Regions from separate parts of the Homo sapiens genome. Here all the other regions are linked to region 1. Evidence: chromatin contacts called from ENCODE Hi-C or POLR2A ChIA-PET data. All regions are on one chromosome and are shown on one strand. The core of a region is the stretch at or near the end of the contact, and the rest is flanking DNA. Distances in the headings are between cores, read along the strand shown. Region 1 holds the start of ELMOD2 (ELMO domain containing 2). Region 2 overlaps MAML3 (mastermind like transcriptional coactivator 3). Region 3 holds the start of RNF150 (ring finger protein 150). Region 4 overlaps MAML3 (mastermind like transcriptional coactivator 3).

Evidence for each region. Hi-C counts contacts between places; a loop is a spot of excess contacts on that map. ChIA-PET counts read pairs that join two places held with the same protein, here RNA polymerase II (POLR2A). Pooled maps may share reads with other maps.
Region 2: a map of ascending aorta shows a loop between it and region 1 (3-fold over the local background). The contact joins the enhancer-like site here to the promoter of ELMOD2 in region 1. A Hi-C loop is called at or near these places in 2 of 168 maps with a recorded cell type or tissue (ascending aorta and ovary) and 11 of 50 pooled maps. POLR2A ChIA-PET finds 5 or more read pairs at or near these places in 1 of 52 experiments (BJ).
Region 3: a map of endothelial cell of umbilical vein shows a loop between it and region 1 (17-fold over the local background). The contact joins the promoter of RNF150 here to the promoter of ELMOD2 in region 1. A Hi-C loop is called at or near these places in 5 of 168 maps with a recorded cell type or tissue (Right ventricle myocardium superior, ascending aorta, endothelial cell of umbilical vein and 2 more) and 25 of 50 pooled maps.
Region 4: a pooled map of gastrocnemius medialis shows a loop between it and region 1 (2.7-fold over the local background). The contact joins the enhancer-like site here to the promoter of ELMOD2 in region 1. A Hi-C loop is called at or near these places in 2 of 168 maps with a recorded cell type or tissue (CD8-positive, alpha-beta T cell and naive thymus-derived CD4-positive, alpha-beta T cell) and 12 of 50 pooled maps.

The regions. Positions count from the first base shown.
Region 1 is chr4:140,521,850-140,526,243 of GRCh38, reverse strand. ELMOD2 (ELMO domain containing 2) reads right to left here and starts at 2,076. Exons shown (of 9, transcript NM_153702.4): 1 at 1,964-2,076; 2 at 674-824. The coding sequence starts at 815. RefSeq lists silencers at 1,715-1,834, 2,025-2,374.
Region 2 is chr4:139,731,706-139,736,099 of GRCh38, reverse strand. The region is part of intron 2 of MAML3 (mastermind like transcriptional coactivator 3); the gene reads left to right. It also overlaps a transcript of MGST2 not described here. Among named protein-coding and RNA genes, the nearest start is that of MGST2, 68 kb to the right of the region's middle. RefSeq lists a silencer at 1,013-1,132. Within about 2 kb of position 1,784, at least 28 of the 41 ENCODE cell types and tissues checked have a DNase peak (open chromatin) inside an H3K27ac peak, as active enhancers do; they include ascending aorta and ovary, where a contact is called at or near this core.
Region 3 is chr4:141,130,964-141,135,357 of GRCh38, reverse strand. RNF150 (ring finger protein 150) reads left to right here and starts at 1,889. Exons shown (of 7, transcript NM_020724.2): 1 at 1,889-3,033. The coding sequence starts at 2,550. RefSeq lists a silencer at 1,951-2,070.
Region 4 is chr4:140,002,831-140,007,224 of GRCh38, reverse strand. The region is part of intron 1 of MAML3 (mastermind like transcriptional coactivator 3); the gene reads left to right. Among named protein-coding and RNA genes, the nearest start is that of MAML3-AS1, 120 kb to the left of the region's middle. Within about 2 kb of position 2,489, at least 19 of the 41 ENCODE cell types and tissues checked have a DNase peak (open chromatin) inside an H3K27ac peak, as active enhancers do.

The DNA.
Region 1 (4,394 bases), core at 827-3,326:
ATAACATTTTAATATATTTTTAACCCAACATATCCAAAATATTACCATTTCAACATACAAAGAATATAAACAATTACTGGGACTTTTTACATTTTCTTATAAGTCTTTGAAATACAGTTTATATTTTACACTTACAGCACATCTCAATTTAGACTAGCCACATTTCAAATGCTCAATATAATGTGGCTATTGGCTATGGTATTGGACAGTGAGAATGAGTCTAATAATCTTTCCTAGAGACCACTGGATACATAATTACAGGCCTTTCATAAGTAACAGTAAGAAAGTAAAAGACTGATGAAGGATCCTAAGTATAAAAATGGATGTAGACTGAGGCACTCATTCTTCCCACCATGTGAGTGAAAATTTCAAAGGGATTATGTAAGTATAGAAATTTTTCACCAGAAAATAGGTTGCAACTATAATCTAAGGAATAACCGATAAACTTCAGGAGCCAGAGAATTCTTTCCACACATAAGCAATTAAATAACCACTTTTTCTATAAATTCATACAATTTTAGAGCTGAAGGAGTCAAAGCGGGACTTCAGAGCTTATGAAATTCAGTTTAAGTGACTTGTCAGGATACAAAAGAAATACATCTGTCACTGTGAGTCCTGAGAAAAACACTCCGTTAAACTTTTATTAGTACTTTTTCTTTTTGAATAACATTACCTATCCTGTGTGTCCTTTGTGCACCTACATAGGTATCAAATATTCGCTGCAATTCACACTTCCCAGTCATCTGTCGTAATAGCCATTTCATCCAAAATCGAAAAAAGTGCCCATAGAAGAACTCCCACAAAGAAATAAACATTTTTTTTTCCTGGAGGAGGGAAACATACAAGACAAGCTTAATGACCTTAAACTGAATTTTAAAATTTAAAAAGTTTATACAACTGATCAAATCTCAAATTATGTATCTATCATTTCATTGTGTCTGTTTTGACAGTTTAATTAGGCATTTAAAAACAATGGCAGGTGTAATATATACCGCTATTAATTGATGATCAAATGGCCAATTAATCACTTTTTCAAAACTAAAATTCAAACAATGTACTCAAACTATTCAATGGCTTGAAAGAGTAACAGAATGGTTTGCACTTTTTGCTAAATAATTGTATTTCATATCTTAGTTTCCTAACTTCCCATTCTTTGAGAACTGGGGCTCAACAGTTCAAGATCAAGAGGACTCCAACTAATCAACAATTAAAATATATACCAAAACATCAGAGTTGTTTTTATAGAATACACTCTTCTTATCCCATGTGGATAATTCGTTACAACTGTCCCAGTCAGGTGATGCCAGCAAATAAAAACACTACAAACTTAAGTATACAAGTTGAACACTGAGTATATAACACCTTAGCTCATTCTTGATTTTCCATTCAATAGGTCAAGGGCAGAAATACTAACAAGTTTTTGTTTTGCTAAGTACACACTCGATACAACTATATCTTATGCCATAAGAAAATTCTTCAGCTTCTAAATGAAAAAGTCAGGGAGATACTAGTGAGAGGGAGATACTTAAAAACAAAATTGCTCGTCTCCTTCCTGCCTTAAACATTCCCACAGACACGTCACCTCTGGACTAGGGCCTGAGGAGGGACTGTCGAAGTTCGAAGTACCCGCAGGTCAGTGCAGAAAGAGCGCATAGCACAGCTGGGTTGATCATTATCTTGAAAATCAAGCCATCTAGTCCGCGCTCATTAGGACAAAAGCGCAGAACTGCCGAGCAGAGGGGATGCACGCGTAGCGGCGCCTGAGCACCCCAGGGCTCTGGGCGTCTCTGCGCCGACCCCCCTCGCGCGCCGCCCGCGAATGGGAGGGCAGGGCTCGCACAAAGACCCGCCGGCCCAGGCGCCCCCGGGTTCCCGCAGAACCCCGCGGGGCTCGCGAGCCCGCGCGCTCTCAGTGCAGCCGCACCGAGGCATCCGGGGCAAGAGGAAAAGAAACAGCAGCCACCTCACAGGAGCGGAAGAACTAGGGGGAGCAGGAGCTGCCTCGGTTTCCCCACTGCAAACAGCCGGCAACGGAAACGACGGAACACTCCCTTCAAGCACCGCGACCCGGAAGTCAGGGAGCGAGGCCGCGGACCCGCCTTCCCAGGGCCACTGCCCGCCCCGCCCCTCCGGCCTCTTCCGATTGGCCCGCGCTCCACCTATTGCTAACGCTGGAGAGAGGTCGAGCTGAGTGGCCCAGGCGCGAGGGCTCAGATACTAGGGACGCCCAGACGGTTTCCCTGGCAACGGCGGCCAGGAGCCCCGCCCCGCGCCGGAGTAGCGCCTCCTAGCGCTGCGCTGGAGACTTTTCCCTCCTTGAACCTCAGGTCCTTAGCGCGGGTTGACACCTTGTACTATTCCTAGGCTCCAAGCGCGGAAGAAACCCTGTGCTTACGGTAACTTATAGTGCCTTAGTTACAAAAGCGCTTTCATCTGCATTGAATCTTAATTCTGTGAAGTAATTATGAATAACTCCACTTTATGCACGAGAAAAGGGAACCGGCTACTTGACTGTGGCCAATACGTGGCAGATGAGGAAAGTCCATGTGTTGAGAAACGAAGTTTGGACTTTATCCTATAATACTATAGGTCTAAAAGTTAATTTATCAAATGTTTATTCCCTAACTGGTTGTTTTTGTTGAAAAAGTAATTTCGTGATTACTTTTTAAAAACCTCAAGCAGTAAGTTTCTTAATTCAACAAGTATTTGTTGATTGTTAGCACAGGCAGTGTTCCAAAAGGCAGTCAAACACGAAACAAACAGCCAAATATTTAATATGTCAGATGCTACTAAATGTTAAGGGTATAGGGGTTGTTAGCTAAGGGGTAATGGGGAGTCTGTGGGGGAAGTCATTGCATACAGTGTGGTCAAGGAAGTCTCATTATTAACGTGGCATTTTGGCCTCATTGAACGAAGTAAGGGAGTTTACTGTGGGAGTATCTGGAGGGAGAGTGATCCAGGCACCAGAATGACAAGTGCAAAGACCTTGAATTGGGAGGGTTTTTGAAATGTTGGAGGAAGAGCAAGAAGGCCGGGGTGGCTGGAGGAGAAAGAGCAAGGGGGAGAGTAGAATATAAATACAAAGGACAACTGATACTGAAAACAAATTTCCCCATCCACCCAAAACTCCTGATACCTCCGTCACCTTGCTCAGAAGCAACCAGTATTACTTTCTTGTTTCTAATTCCAAAAATATTATATGCAAGTGTATATATGTATATTCCTTCCAACTCCTTGAATTGAAGCAAGTGATACATACTTTCCCACATCTCAACCAGCGTTTAAAAAATGGACTAATTGTAGAACACTAGCCATGTGCAGGGTGCATAAGCCGTCATCCCTGTCCCATACCAACAATGAACTTGGTAATGAAGTCTGGATAGACACTACAATAGTAAAATCACAGAATCTTAAATCTTAAAGAGAACTTATAACTATCATCTAATGTAATTTTTAAAATTATAGATTAAAAGATTTAGAAAGGCAAAGTGCACAGCCGATTTGGCAAATTGACCTGTAAACTAACTTCTATTTCAGGAGGATCTCCATTATTACACAAACTTTTACATAGTAGAAGGTGAGATAATTCTATATGTAATCCTTTTGCCTTTTCAAAGTGCTATACTAAGTGTAGGCAGTGCAGTAGAGGAACTCTCTCCTCCTTGTTTCCCTGCTGCCTGTTTGCCCACTTCCATTTATGTCTTTCCCCAAGAGAAGAGAATGCTGATATGTTTTGTCAGAACCAGAGAAATTGATTAAGCTGCATTTATTATAAGCAGGGTCACTGTACATTAAAACTTCTTATGCATACCTTTTGCCTCTTCCCTTTTCCACTAATTCACTTGCATGTAACTGGCAGATACATTAAACAAATCCTGTTTCTCAGGAAAGATTGTCCATCTCTATTTCTTATTCTCTTTGGTTTTCTTCTTTCTTGTGGCTAGCTAAAGGTTAATTATATCCTAAGATTAAGATTCTGGTTTCATGGAGAAAGTGGGACCTTCTCCATCTAGGTCCCTAGGTCTCTCAACCTGTGTGCATCTACGTGGCCTTATCAGATACACCTACATACAAACCAAAGGCAATAGAGGAAGGAAATTTGGTTATATTTTTTAGTAGTACTGAGGAATCTCTGCTTTCTTGGATTCTCAGACTAAACAGCCATGGAACTGTTGATTTTAGAAACTGCTTATTGGAAAGAGTTCTTTGGTATGACTGTTTTTTGTTATTATACTTTAAGTTTTAGGGTACATGTGCACAACGTGCAGGTTTGTTACATATGCATACATGTGCCATGTTGGTGTGCTGCACCCATTAACATGTCATTTAGCATTAGGTATATCTCCTAATGCTATCCCTCCCCCTTCCCCCTTCCTGTCCCCGGTGTGTGATGT
Region 2 (4,394 bases), core at 535-3,034, 790 kb after region 1:
GAAAAGCACAGGTTTTCTGGGGCATCCTTTTTGTTTATGCATTGATTTATTTTTACTCTTTCCTGCCACGAACAATCCTCATCTCTGTCCTCGTGTCCTTCCCAGCCACTAACACACACGATGTGGCGGGGCCTGGGAAATGCGCCCGCTGGAGCACACCGCAGCCTCGCGGGCTCCCGAGCGGCGCGCGCGGGCCGAGGACCTCCAGGGCCCCTCGCGGGTCTCCCGAGCGCCGCCGCACCGCCCCTGCCCGCGCCCGGGACCGCCTCGTGGGCTTCTTTGTTAGGGCCGCCTGCGCCGAGAGGCAGTCTAGGTCCTGCCGGGGACGCACGGGCCCCACTCCTGACTTCCTAGCCGGAGTCCCCTGAGGACTTGTAAGCATATAGGCTGGAGTCGAGAGGCTAAATTAGGCCCCAGGGGACTTTTTCAATAAAACCCTAAATTTCATTTAGGTTGTTCGTAGGCCAAGCGATTGCAAGGACTCTGAGCCGAAGCAGCGGTGCCGGGCCGACCCGAGGCTCGCTCCTTATCGCCCCCTCCCCGGGCCGGCTTTGTGCAGCTGGGGTCCTGGAACCCGGTCCCTCCCGGGCTGTCGGCCCTGGGGTCTGGTGTCCGCCACCCTCCCCCCCCGGAGGTCGCCACTGCCCCCCTACCCCACTCCCAGCCCTTCCGTTTCCCTCCACGTCCCCTTCCCGCGCCCTCCCCCACTTGAATTCTTCCTCCCCTCCGGCTGGAAGAAAAGTCGGTAATGAGAAACCAGTTCAGTGTCAGTCGGAGGAGGGGGGCAGATAACCCCAGAGATACACGGCAATGGAGAGAGAACTCATTTTGTGCAAAGAGGGCCTCGAGTCACCAGGGAATTCCTGGATTGTCTCAGGCTGTCGTGTGTGATGTCCATCACGCCGTGCGAACACCATCTGCTCGGTATTGTGCTCTCAGTTGCCAGGCTACCTGCTGTACGCAGTAACACTTGACTGCCTGGCTCCACGTTCGCAGCGCTCGCCCAGACGCGCGGGGCGGGGGCCGCGGAGGGGCGGGCGGGAGCCCTGATTAAGCCATCTGCGAGGGGAGGGGGCGCGGGCGCAGCGGCGGCCGGGCACGAGGCCGGGCTGACACCACCATCTGCTGGGGCGCGGGAAGAACGGCAGCTGCTCTGCGTTGCCCCGGCGAGGGACGCCTGGAAAAGGCTGAAGCCCTGGGCGTCCTCAAGCCCGTTATCCACGGGGTCCCCGTCACCCCAGCCTGCTCGCCGCCGGCCGTCTTTTGTGATTCCCTGCTCTTTGGTTCGCCGCCAGCAAGGCTGGCCCCTCTCACCCAAACACTATGCATGTTCTTGAAAACACTTCAGAAAAATAAAGCTTCCCTACGCACAGATTTATAAATAAACAGCTGGCTGTTCTTGGGAGATATTTTTACCACAACTGTTTTTTGAAGTCGAAAACTGCCTGTTTGGGGGAGGTAAGGGTGCTTTTGACACCTCCTACCTCACTCTAGCCTTTAGAAAATTGCTAAGATCTTTTCCCTGGAGGGGAAGATATGTAAAATAGGTTCGTTGGTTTTGATTTCTTTCTCCTCCCTTTATTTTACTGAAGAGTCAGAGGGTTGGGCGAGTAGTGAAGATCTATGTAGCCACAGTTGGATTTTTGAGGGGAAGAAACTGTATTAAGATTCTTGGGAGAAGCAAGGGAGGTCGTTGGGCAAGGAGTGGATTGGAGAACAAGCCAGTAATTACAACTAAAAATACTGCATCATTTGGCTTCAAGGCATTACATCTCGCATGACGAAAGCTCAGCCTGGTTTTCTCTAATTGCACAACACAGTGTGTGTCCTTCTTAGAAACAAGAGCAGTGGCTTGAAATCCTGAAATTTGACAGACTATTTCTCATTAAGCCCTCTGAGACTGGAGGTTAAAAGAAGCCATGTATTATGTTAGTGGCCTCGGCCAGCTTAATGTGTAAGTCAAGTCACTGAGTACATTTTCACACTTTGGAATACACCTCAGAGTCGGGGGCTGTAGGTGTCTCTCATCCACTGTTGAATGCCGCAGAGCTTTGTTGCGAACTAAAGATGTTTCGTATGGAAGGCAGTCCTTTAAGAATGCACATAGTGGCTGGGAGCAGTGGCTCATGCTTGTAATCCCAACATTTTGGGAGGCCAAGGCAGGAGGATTGTTTGAGGCCAGGAGTTCAAGACCAGCTTGGGCAACACAGATGGGCAACAACCCATCTATACAAAGAATTTAAAAATTAGCAGGGCATGGTGGCTTAAACCTGTAGTCCCCCACCTACCCAGGAGGCTGAGGCAGGAAGATTGCTTGAGCCCAGGAGTTGGAGGTTGCAGTGAGCTATGATCATACCACTGCACCCCAGCCTGGGCAACGGAGTGAAACCCTGTCTCTAAAAAATAATCATAAAATAATACATACAGCCCTTCCTGCCTGTAGGTCTTCAGTGAGAAGCCTGAAGGCAAAACCTCTGGGAGGGAATTATTTGGGGAAATACATAATCCTATCCCTTTGGGAGGGTTTTTTTTTTTTTTTTTTCACACTGTGCTTTTGAAGTATTTCTTCTTGGCCCAGGAAGACACGGGCAAAAAGTGGTTTGATGTATCGTCGTCACCCCATTTGCCTCTCTCTTTCTTTTCCCAGTGGAGAGGAGGCTGGGAAAGCAACACTTCTTCACTCCTTACCACTTCCCCAGCTGTGCGGGCTGGTCACACAGGACAAGCATATCTCAAAGTGCACAAAGATAAACAGGGCCATCCCAGACCAACCCTCTCAAAAAATCAAGCTGAAGAAAACTTTATCTTCCCTTGGGCCTCATTTTCTTTCCAACTCTCTCCTCCTTATCAAAACTGGAAAGTATCAAATATACTGAGACAGAAAAAACAAACTACATATCTGCATTTTTGCTGATTGGCTGTTTATATGTCAGTGTGAATTCATTTGTTAAAGTGTAAAGCCAATCAGCCATTTGTCCCTAAAGGTGCCAAGAAACAGCTTTATTTCACTGGAAGGAAGGGCTTGGAAAACAGGTAGCAAATATTTGGGGGAAAAGGGAAGACCCTGAAATATCTAGGCCCCTGCAAGGGTTAGTCCTGAAGTAAACTTTTTGGTAGCACAAAGGTTCCTGGCATTTTTTAGTGTAAGATCTTTTTATTAACATCAAAAATATTTCCTAGCTGTCTTTGTGTATTTATAGAGAAAATACACAAAGGCAAAACATTTTATTAATTTCAGCTACAGCATTTACACATAAAAAATAGAACGCAGTACACTTATGAGAGACACAGTATATAGGTCTACAGGCTGTTCTTAGGTGCACACTTAACACCATGAAGACACTGCCTGGGAGAGGCCTGAGCTAGTAGGAATACTGAATTGAGAATCAAAATCAGCGTTCTGCTTACTCATGTAACCAAATACCACCTGTACCCCGATAACTTATGGAAATTTTTTTTTTAATTTTAAGTTACATTTTTTAAAAAAGTAAAGACAAGCTATCTGTTACAAAAAAAAAAAAAATAGCGTTCTAGTTCTGCTAGTTCTGTGTCTTCCATTCATTGATTGTGTGACCTAAGCTACTGCACGAACAAACCAGAGCTTCTTGGGTGATTGTTTCTAGGGTAAGAGGAGTAGCGTTTTGGTTTGGTTTGGCTTTTGTTTGCTTTGCTGTTTTGTTTTGTTTGGAGGGAAGAAGAGCAACTGAAGATGCAGTTGAAGTCAGTCATAGTGGAGAGGGAAGCCTGCATGGTTCTACAGCACACCACAGAAGGAAGGGAGGAACACAAGCCCAAGCCATAGGGAATCAAATCCAGGACGGTCTCTCTAGGAGAGACAGAGAGAAACTTCACCTATTTGCTTTGAGAAAAAACTGCCAATATGTTTAACGGTATCTGCATTGGAAAGGCAATAAAGTAAAAAGAAGAAAAATGTTAAAATCCAATTTGGATTTAAAAATTTTTAAATGACAGAGTTATTCACATTTGCTTCTTGCTATTTAGGTCTCATAATAGTGCTTCACAAAATGACTGTGAATGTCCTTATATGTGTGCCCATTTAATCTGTGTCAACTCCTCCATTTCACATTAATTACTTGAAACTTCAGTGAGGTAGAAGGAATTTCTGCAGAATGTTCAGAACATACTTGCCACTGCTAGGTAGTCTTGGTAGAAAAAATAGGAAAGGAAGTGTCTAGAAATTGAATCTGGGCCACACACCTTTTCTTCCCATTCACTGTTTTCCCCTAATAGTCTACACTGTCCAGCTCAGAGCATAAACTTCGCCTTTGAGCACATTCTCCATGTAGTCACCTGGGCTGTGTGGAATTAGGTCTTTACCACTTGACCTCCTCTTCCCTAAGGACCAGTCCTTAAAAGTTGCCATCATTCGACTG
Region 3 (4,394 bases), core at 640-3,139, 610 kb before region 1:
CCAGCTTGCTTTTCGTGGAGGATGCTATTTAGAAACGAAGATCTTCTGGCCACTGGATGTGCCTTTTGCTTTTGGCCTCTGAATGGAGAGAGCTATGGTATATATGTGTGCACACACATAAATATATATACATATAGTTTTTGAAAAATTATTTCATACTCATTGTTAATCCACCCTAAAGCCTCAAGGTTATTTACAGCTCTCTTTCTTTCCATATTTGTAAATTCCTTCTCCAACAGTAAGAAACCTCGCTCCTATTTTACTCAGTGTTTTACTTATTAGCCCAATGGCCCTGTAATTAAGCAATCTTCCAGCCATGCTATTTCCTTGACCCTGTCATCTCTTTAGCACCTAACTTTTCCAAAGGAAAGAAGGGGTAAGGGATAGTCACACATTCTTAATAACATAGCTTCTCCAAGTCTTCCAGCTGGAGAAAAAAAATGCTAAGCGATAAAGAAGACTGGGGAAACACTGTGGGTTGCTAAAGGCAACTGCTCAGAACCTAGCCGGGGGTTTCTAGCAGTGGACTCCTCCCTCAGATCTCTGGTGGTTCAGGAACCAGCAGCCAGGTGTCTCCACTTTTGCCTCCTTGGCAGTAAGCGCTATAAAAAGCACTGTCCCAATTGCCTAGAAGCCTATTTTCTAAAATGAATAAGCTAGGAACACATACAAATTCAGCACATCAAATGCCATAGAGACAAATTCTTCTAAGTAGTTCTTCTTGTGCCTGCTTCTAATTTGGGTACAGCTGAGGCTCTTTGCCCTCCCTTAACAGCCATCAGCTGTTTGTACTGCTGCCGGAAAAAGAGAAGTTGTACTGGTGGACGTTCATTAACGAAGAGCTGTAAACATGCTAAAGTCCTGGGGAAAAGGCAGCCTTTCATTTTTTAAATTTAAATCATGAATGGGTCCTGGGTTCTCTGAAAGAGCATCAGGTGGGAAACACAATGTAAATGATAGAGAACCATCAAACAAATATTTTTAGAGACTATATGGCAGGCATCTCAAGCCAAGGGAAAGGATATCCACCACCAAAACGTCTAATTGGTAAGGCACTCTGCTGTACTACAGTTTTAAGAACACTACACTAGGGGGACTGTACTGTCTGCTGACTACTGTAATCTCTATGCACAGTTGGAGAGCGCACTATAAACAATAACCCAAACAAACCTCCCTTGCCTGTTGGTGCTGCGAGTCCCCTGTTCCCAGCCATGACAATCAGAATAAACACAGTCCAGAAATGTCTCACCCGGTTTCTCTTCTTACAGAGTGACAAAACACCTATTCTATAAGAAAACGAATGTTAGATGTTTGCTTCCAGGTGGGCAGTAGGAAGCCCATTGTTATACCCATCTTAACAGAATGGTTGTTAGACCAGCAGCATCAGCACCACCTGGGAACTTGTTAGAAATGCATATTTTTGGGGCCCTACCACAGATCTACTGAACCAGAAACTTTGTGGCAGGACCCATCGGTCTGAGTTTTAAAACTAAAGATTTGATAGCCACTGCCCTAGGTATTCCAGAGGTAGCTTTGGAAGGACCTCAATACCAAACCACCTTACACTTTGGCCTTAGGACAGGTAATCAGGGAGCTCACGGCAGTACTTCCAGCAAACGGGAGGGTCGTTTACGAGAGGCACATACATTTGCTAAATGTAACGCTCAGGAAGTTATTCCCGTACTCAAAGGTCGAGGGGTCGCTTCCTCTTTACCTCCACCTAGATTAAGTCGCCGATTGAGGTTGAATTTGAGACCCGACAGGGGTCGCTGCTGCCCATAAAGAGAGACCAAGGGAACATGGCAAGAGAATCCCAGGGGCTTTGACATCACACTAAGCTCCTCCTTGCACGCACACATTATACACACACACACACACACACACAAACATACAGACACACACACACGGACCGCTTACTCCGCTCTGCCTGCTCGCTCCCACTGTCCCCAAGCCCGCCCCGCCCGCGGCAAGTGCGTGCCCAGGCGCAGCCACCGGCGAGATCAGGAGCGCAGCGCCCGCAGCCTGAGGGAACCGGCGCAGGGCAGCAGCGGCTGCAGCTGGATTCGCGCGCCCCAGCGCTCAGTGGCGGCGGCCGGGACACCCTGGGCAGCACCCCGCACCGCAGCACCCCAGACTACGAGCAATCGTGCCCGTCCCCGCCGGGGCTGGAGGGCGCAGGGCCGCCACCCTGCAAGTTCGTGGGCCCCCGGCCACCCTTATGAGAGAAGGCGAAGCCGGGCGAAGGAGCAGGACGCTCGGCAGCAGGACTCCTCCGCAAGCCCCGCGGGCCCTCTGTTCCCGCGCCCCCCGGGCGCCCAAGAAGCAAAATGCAACCACCGCGCTACAGCTGAGAGGGGAAGGGGCCAGCGCCATCCGCTCGCCCGGAATCCGGTCCCCGCGGCGGCTGCGCGTCCCGGCCGCGGCCCCTCCGGCCCGGGAGTGAGCAGCAGCAGGAGGAGAGGCAGCGGCCCGGGGTTGGCCGGGGCTGGGGAGGAGGGACGGGACGGAGGGAGGGCGCGGGGGCGGGGAGGGGGCCCCGGCGGATAAAGATGGCAATGTCTCTCATCCAAGCGTGCTGCAGTCTGGCTCTCTCAACATGGCTGCTTTCCTTTTGTTTCGTGCATCTGCTCTGCCTGGACTTTACCGTGGCCGAGAAGGAGGAATGGTACACCGCCTTCGTGAACATCACCTACGCCGAGCCCGCGCCGGACCCCGGGGCCGGGGCGGCGGGCGGCGGCGGCGCGGAGCTGCACACGGAGAAGACGGAGTGCGGGCGCTACGGAGAGCACTCGCCCAAGCAGGACGCCCGCGGGGAGGTGGTCATGGCCAGCTCGGCCCACGACCGCCTGGCCTGCGACCCCAACACCAAGTTCGCCGCCCCGACCCGCGGCAAGAACTGGATAGCCCTCATCCCCAAGGGCAACTGCACGTACAGGGATAAGATCCGGAACGCGTTCCTGCAGAACGCCTCAGCCGTGGTCATCTTCAACGTGGGCTCCAACACCAACGAGACCATCACCATGCCCCACGCGGGTGAGTGGCCCAGCGGGCGCGGGGGAGGGGAGCCGGCGGGGACGGAGGTGCCTAGAGGGATCCAGCGCCTGCCTCCAGGCTCCTTCTGGGAAGTCCGTGCGGCGCGGAAGACGTGTCTGGGTTCCCTGGACCGATTAAGTTTTGCTCCGCGTCACTTGGGGGGTTTACAAAGAGGAGAAGATTAACTGTATTGGGTAGGGGAGAGGCTGCCGGAGAGCTTGGCATAGCGCCGCTTGGACAGGGGTTCAACGTGGCGGGCTAACTTTTCCGAGGGGGACCTGGAAGGTGGGGTTTGGAGGGTAGGGCTCAGATACTGTTCTTGGTTAGTGACCGGCCCAGCACCTGTTTGGAACCAGTAGATCTGATACCACAGCACTGCCCTTGGGTCTGTGCATCAGGTATACCCTGATGCAGGCGCTATATCAGGAGAGGGGTAGGGTTACCTGCTGGCAGCTCACCACCGCGAACTTGCACTTGGGAGAGTTTCCCCTTTTGGGTTTACGCACTTCATTAATCATATTAAAAGTACTATGCTCTGCCAGGCTGTCATCCAGAGAAACTGACAGGTGGCCACGATGGTAAATAATAACAATCCTCAACAAGCCAAGAAGAGTGTGATGGCCCTAAAGTTATAACTACTTTTCTAATTATTGCATTATCCTTTGCCTGATTGGGAGGTTAAATATGCTGAAGGTTTTCTTTCTGGCTAGAATGAAGGGATTTCAGACTAGAGAGAATAAGCTTTTGTTAATGATCGCAGGTACCAGGACTAGAAATGCATTACTGTCCCAAAACTCAATACCGCATATGCCTGACATAAGCAATGTTTCCCTGGTGGTAGGAACACCCTCCCCCCAAAAAAGCCATCCCCAGGCTTGTTAACATAAGTCCATAAGCCACTAGTTTTAGCAAGCTAGCCTCCTTATGTCAGAGCTTGCTGCTTGTATTTGTGTGCCTGAGAAGTGGGCCCTCCTTCCCCAAAGGGGTTTCTGGGCCGAGACTGTGGCATCCAGTGCCCGGAAGGAGGGGAGAAAATGACAGATGCATTTTCTGAGTGGAGTCTCCTAATCAAAAGCATTATTTTCTTTAAAAACCAAATTTGAATAAATAGTTACGCTGCTGAAATGGAACACCAAGCTCTGGCTACATTTGTAGGGGTGTTCTCTTTGGGGACAAGTTTCCATTCCGAGAGCTCATGTCACCTATTAGTGAAATATTCAATTGGTTTGCCTCCAGTAATCAACACCAGCTGTTTTAGTCAGGGAAATTTGTCAACCTTAACACAAACAGGTGGGGAGGGGAAATGTTCCAGACTTCTAAAACACAGGCCAGAAAAATGTAGTGTGTTAATTAATGAAGAG
Region 4 (4,394 bases), core at 1,240-3,739, 520 kb after region 1:
ATCTCTTTTAGATCTTACTTTTCTCTCTACAAAGATTAGTATTCTCTTCAGTGGAAATTTATGAACAAGGCTATTTAAAAAAATGCCGATAAGCTATCCTTGTATGTTTTCTTCATATAAATATTTGCCCCAGCAATATATACGGCAACATCCTATGTTATAGGATATGTGGACTCAGATTCCTTTTCAAAACTATCACCTACCTCTATCCTATTTTACCACCAAAGCTTATTTTACCAAAAAGCTTATGAAGCTTTTTGTTCTTTAAACATAACCAAGTTTATATTCATTTGTATATGGCACCTACCTCAAGGGGTTGACGGGAAGATTAAATGAGTTAATATATCCAAAGTACTTGGATTAGTGCCTGGCAGCGGGTAAGCTCTATGTAAGTCTTTGCTATTATTATTTTTTATTAGCTTTTATTATTTTTATTTGATAGACGACTATAGAATATCAATTTTAATTCATCTCCAGCTATGGTTGGATGCAGTTAGCCCTGCAATTGTTTGAACTTTAGAGGTCAACAGATGTATTTCAGTTGAATGAGAAAATATGCTAACCACCTTTTTTTCTGCTCTGCCCAGGGGTCTTCAAATGTCTCCTAATTCACTTTTTCACTTTTTTTTTTTTTTTTTTGAGACAGAGTTTCGCTCTGTCACCCAGGCTGGCGTGCAGCGGCGCCATCTCGGCTCACTGAAACCTCCATCTCCCAGGTTCCAGTGATTCTCTTGCCTCAGCCTCCAGAGTAACTGGGATTACAGGCACCCGCCACCATGCCTGGCTAATTTTTGTATTTTTAGTAGAGTCGGGGTTTCACCATGTTGGTTAGGCTGGTCTCAAACTCCTAACCTCAAGTGATCCACCCCTCTTGGCCTCCCAAAGTGCTGGGATTACAGGGGTGAGCAACCGCACCCGGCCTGTTTCCTAATTCACTTCTTGTTCACTCTAATACCAACCAGGAGAGGGGAGTGCTATGGACCCCTCCCCCTTCCACTCCCTTTCTTCCTATTGGCCCCCTCGAATTAGGAACAAGACAGAAGCATATGTTTTGGCATCTTATGTGTTCTCATAAAAAAGAGTCATCTTACTCGATAAAGTCCACTTAAATCTGGAAAGCCCTTGCATGGCACACGATATCTCAAGTGGCAGCCTCCAAACAAAAGATGACTATAGAACCCCCGAAATTCAAGGTCAGGAGACTGAATAATGAATGTCTGTTTATCCACCTGGTGCTTTAAAACTGACCTATGTTTCCCATAAGATGTCTTGAGGTTGAATTATGTCACAGCAGTAATGTCTTTAACACTATTGGGTGAGATGATTTGAGAGAGATCAGATTTCATCTGGTGAGTGACAAGGCTTCACTCCCTCTTGCAGTGTATTAAAACAATTAAACATCAGATGCATTTTACTGCAGTCTGTTTGACTCACGTGTGCATATTAGAATATTTTTTTCAAAAACCTATGAAATAGGAGCCTAGCTCCCTGTGAATGTTTATGGCGCTCATTAACAAAGTTCATCTCCAGGATGTATGATTTTCAGTTTTCTCTTTCTAATCTTCTTTTGGGAGGATGGAGGATGGGTAGAAATCAATTTTCCCAGCTAGATCTGCATTTTTCCAGTTAGAAAAGATGTTTCATTTTAATTTGTTGTCTGATGGTATTGAAATATTTTTCCAATCTGTTGTTATTTAAAAGAGCAAGCCCTATTCCTGTCATCATCCATTACCTGGAGCGTTATTTAGTAAGTGCTTTGTTTGTAAACAGATAGTGGTTTTAAACAGATCTAGTCCTGTGGTGATCATGTTTCCAACATTGGAGGACAGCTGCCTGGCAGCAGCACTTTTCTATGTTTAGTTTTTTATTTCAGTTCTTCTGAATTGATTATTTCCTCCTAATGTTTCCAGGTTAAGGAATATTTTATGCATATTATTTGTCAAATTCACATTTCTCTTTCTGCCAAGGAGGATTAGGAATCTCTAGTGAATCAACCTGCTCCAGATAGTTTCTGGGAAAGAGGAGAGGTGAAACAGGAAAAATCCTAGCCCTCTGCATTGTCTTAACCATTTGAACTAACCAGGACAAAGGGTAGCAACACCACTGAGTTAACCCACTGCATTGTTCAAAGCCCGTCCTCCACATTCACCAGCACCCCAGCACACTTAACCAAAATGTTTTCTACCTGTGTTTTTTGAAGTACAGATTTTAGCTACTTTGCTGAACTTTTGTTTTCTTCCTGATTATTTTGTTTCACAAGAATTTCTAAACTCTTAAGGAAACAAAAATCATTCTGTTTGGTTTTTGGTAGTTGAAAATACAGCTATATCTGGGGAATATGATGATAGGGAGGAGTTATTTCTTATGTTAAAAAAAAAACCTAAGGAAAACGGTAGCCCTCCTTTCGGCTAGGAAATGACCATGTGTCTCTCTACTGGGGAGCAGCTGCTGGGAGCCCTGGGCTGGCAGGGAGAGCGGGTCTGGGAAGGGAGCTGCGCCAGGCTCCCTCGCCAGCCCCGTGAGCGCTGCGTTTTTCCTGGAGCCGTCATTGTCTCCCTGCGAGTCTCATGGCGTTCTTTGTCTGCGGTGGGTATCTTGTGTCACACACTCGCAGCCCGTTGCACTAAGCCACTGTTCATCCCATTTTCTTTCTTTCTCTCCTCACTACTCTCCCCTGCCCCCTCCCCAAACCCCTCCCTTTCTTACTGGTTTTGTGATTCAAGGAATTTGAGATCATTTAGGTGAAGTAGACGCTCAGAAGGAGAGGTTTCTTATGAGCTTCAAAGAAGTGAGGAAACAAGATGCGATGCCTTTAAAACTGACAGTGCCCCTGTGTGGATCTGGGAATTACGTTCTTGAAGTAACAGCTTTTAGTTAAAAATACTGGGTGCTAGGGGAGTGGGGGTAAATGGTCCTTCCCTAGCACATTCATAATAAGTAAAGAAACTGTGCCATTGAGTAATACCCCCATCCACCAATATTCTGGGGTGAGAATATTGAGAGAACTGCCAGTGCCTTCTGTGCCATTGTTAATATGAGACAAAGTGTGACAACAAATGCCTTGTGAATTTAAATAGCCAGGTATGGTGTTCAGAAAGGCTTCTGAAATAAACACGCTAATCCACATTCTGTCTCGTGCAAAGTAAAGCATTAAGGGCTTGGTGCAGCCTTACCTTAAAGTGCCTGTGTGCAGTCTCTCTCCTTTTCTTCCCATTGCCTATAGCTTACAATGCTTTCTAAGTGATTCTCTTGCTTGTGCGGAGAGCAGGAATGGGAGGAAGGTTGAGTTGACAGGGCTCTTAAAGCCATTTGTAATTTACACAGAAACTTTCCTTGTGGGAACTTAAAGCACTTCACGTATGGAAATCATATACCTGGGGCAGACTTAATTCAAGGAGCCCAATCCTTGATTGTCACAGACATGGAAACTGAACTTAAGGGATGTTTTGGGATGTTTCCTAGGACACAGAGTTCTAGCTGAGCTAGGACTTGAATCTGGTGCTCTTTCAAGACTCCTTCAGAGGCACATGTTAGTATCTCAGTCCCCTTTGACAGACGTTGCTGGCAAAATGTTATTATCCTCACTTTAAAATGGGGTACACGAAAGCACAGAAAAAGAAAATTGTCTAGTGTTAACCCTTTGTGACAAAGCCAGTGAGATAGGACACTGTATTTCTTGCAGCCCTTCTCAGCTATTCGAGTTGAATCATATTGGCCTCAAGGACATCATCCTTGGCCCCTGACATGCCAGGATTCTCATGTCTGCTTGTCTTTCCTGCACTGTCCCCTAGCCTATTACCCCCCAATACTATTTCGTTCTTTTTCTCCTTATGCCCAAGGAGTGTCTTGTGTTTCTCTTTTACTAGGTACTTTTCTCCCAGTATATCTGGAACTTTGTCCGAGAGCTCCCTCTAGAATTTTCCCTTAGGTAACCCAGACCCAACCATGTTTACAAAGGAGCAATGCTGCTGTCACTTCCAAATGCACCCCAACCCAGTGGTGTAGTAAAAGCAGAACTGGCCTGGGGGCAGGAGGTGAAGTCCTCGTGCCATCAACAGTTCATGATACTGATTAACTCCCATGCCAAGTTCCTTCCAGCTCTAGAACCCTAAATCTTCATAGAAATTTGCAGAGAGGAATTTTGAGAAAGAAGTGGTAAATTGAACCATCCACCAAGTTGAATTGTTTTAAAAGCCTCAGACTTCTGGACATCCAAATTGTTAGTCTGACTTTGGAGCTGGGTGCTTGTCCTTGCCATTACTTTCCTGCCACCGTAGTGGGCATGGTTCCAACAGACCCTGCCAGTGCCTACCTGGGGAACCACTGCTGCTGGTAAAGTAGGTCCCTTGGGAATTCTGCAGTACAAGGGTCACTGTGTAAGTGGACAATGAATT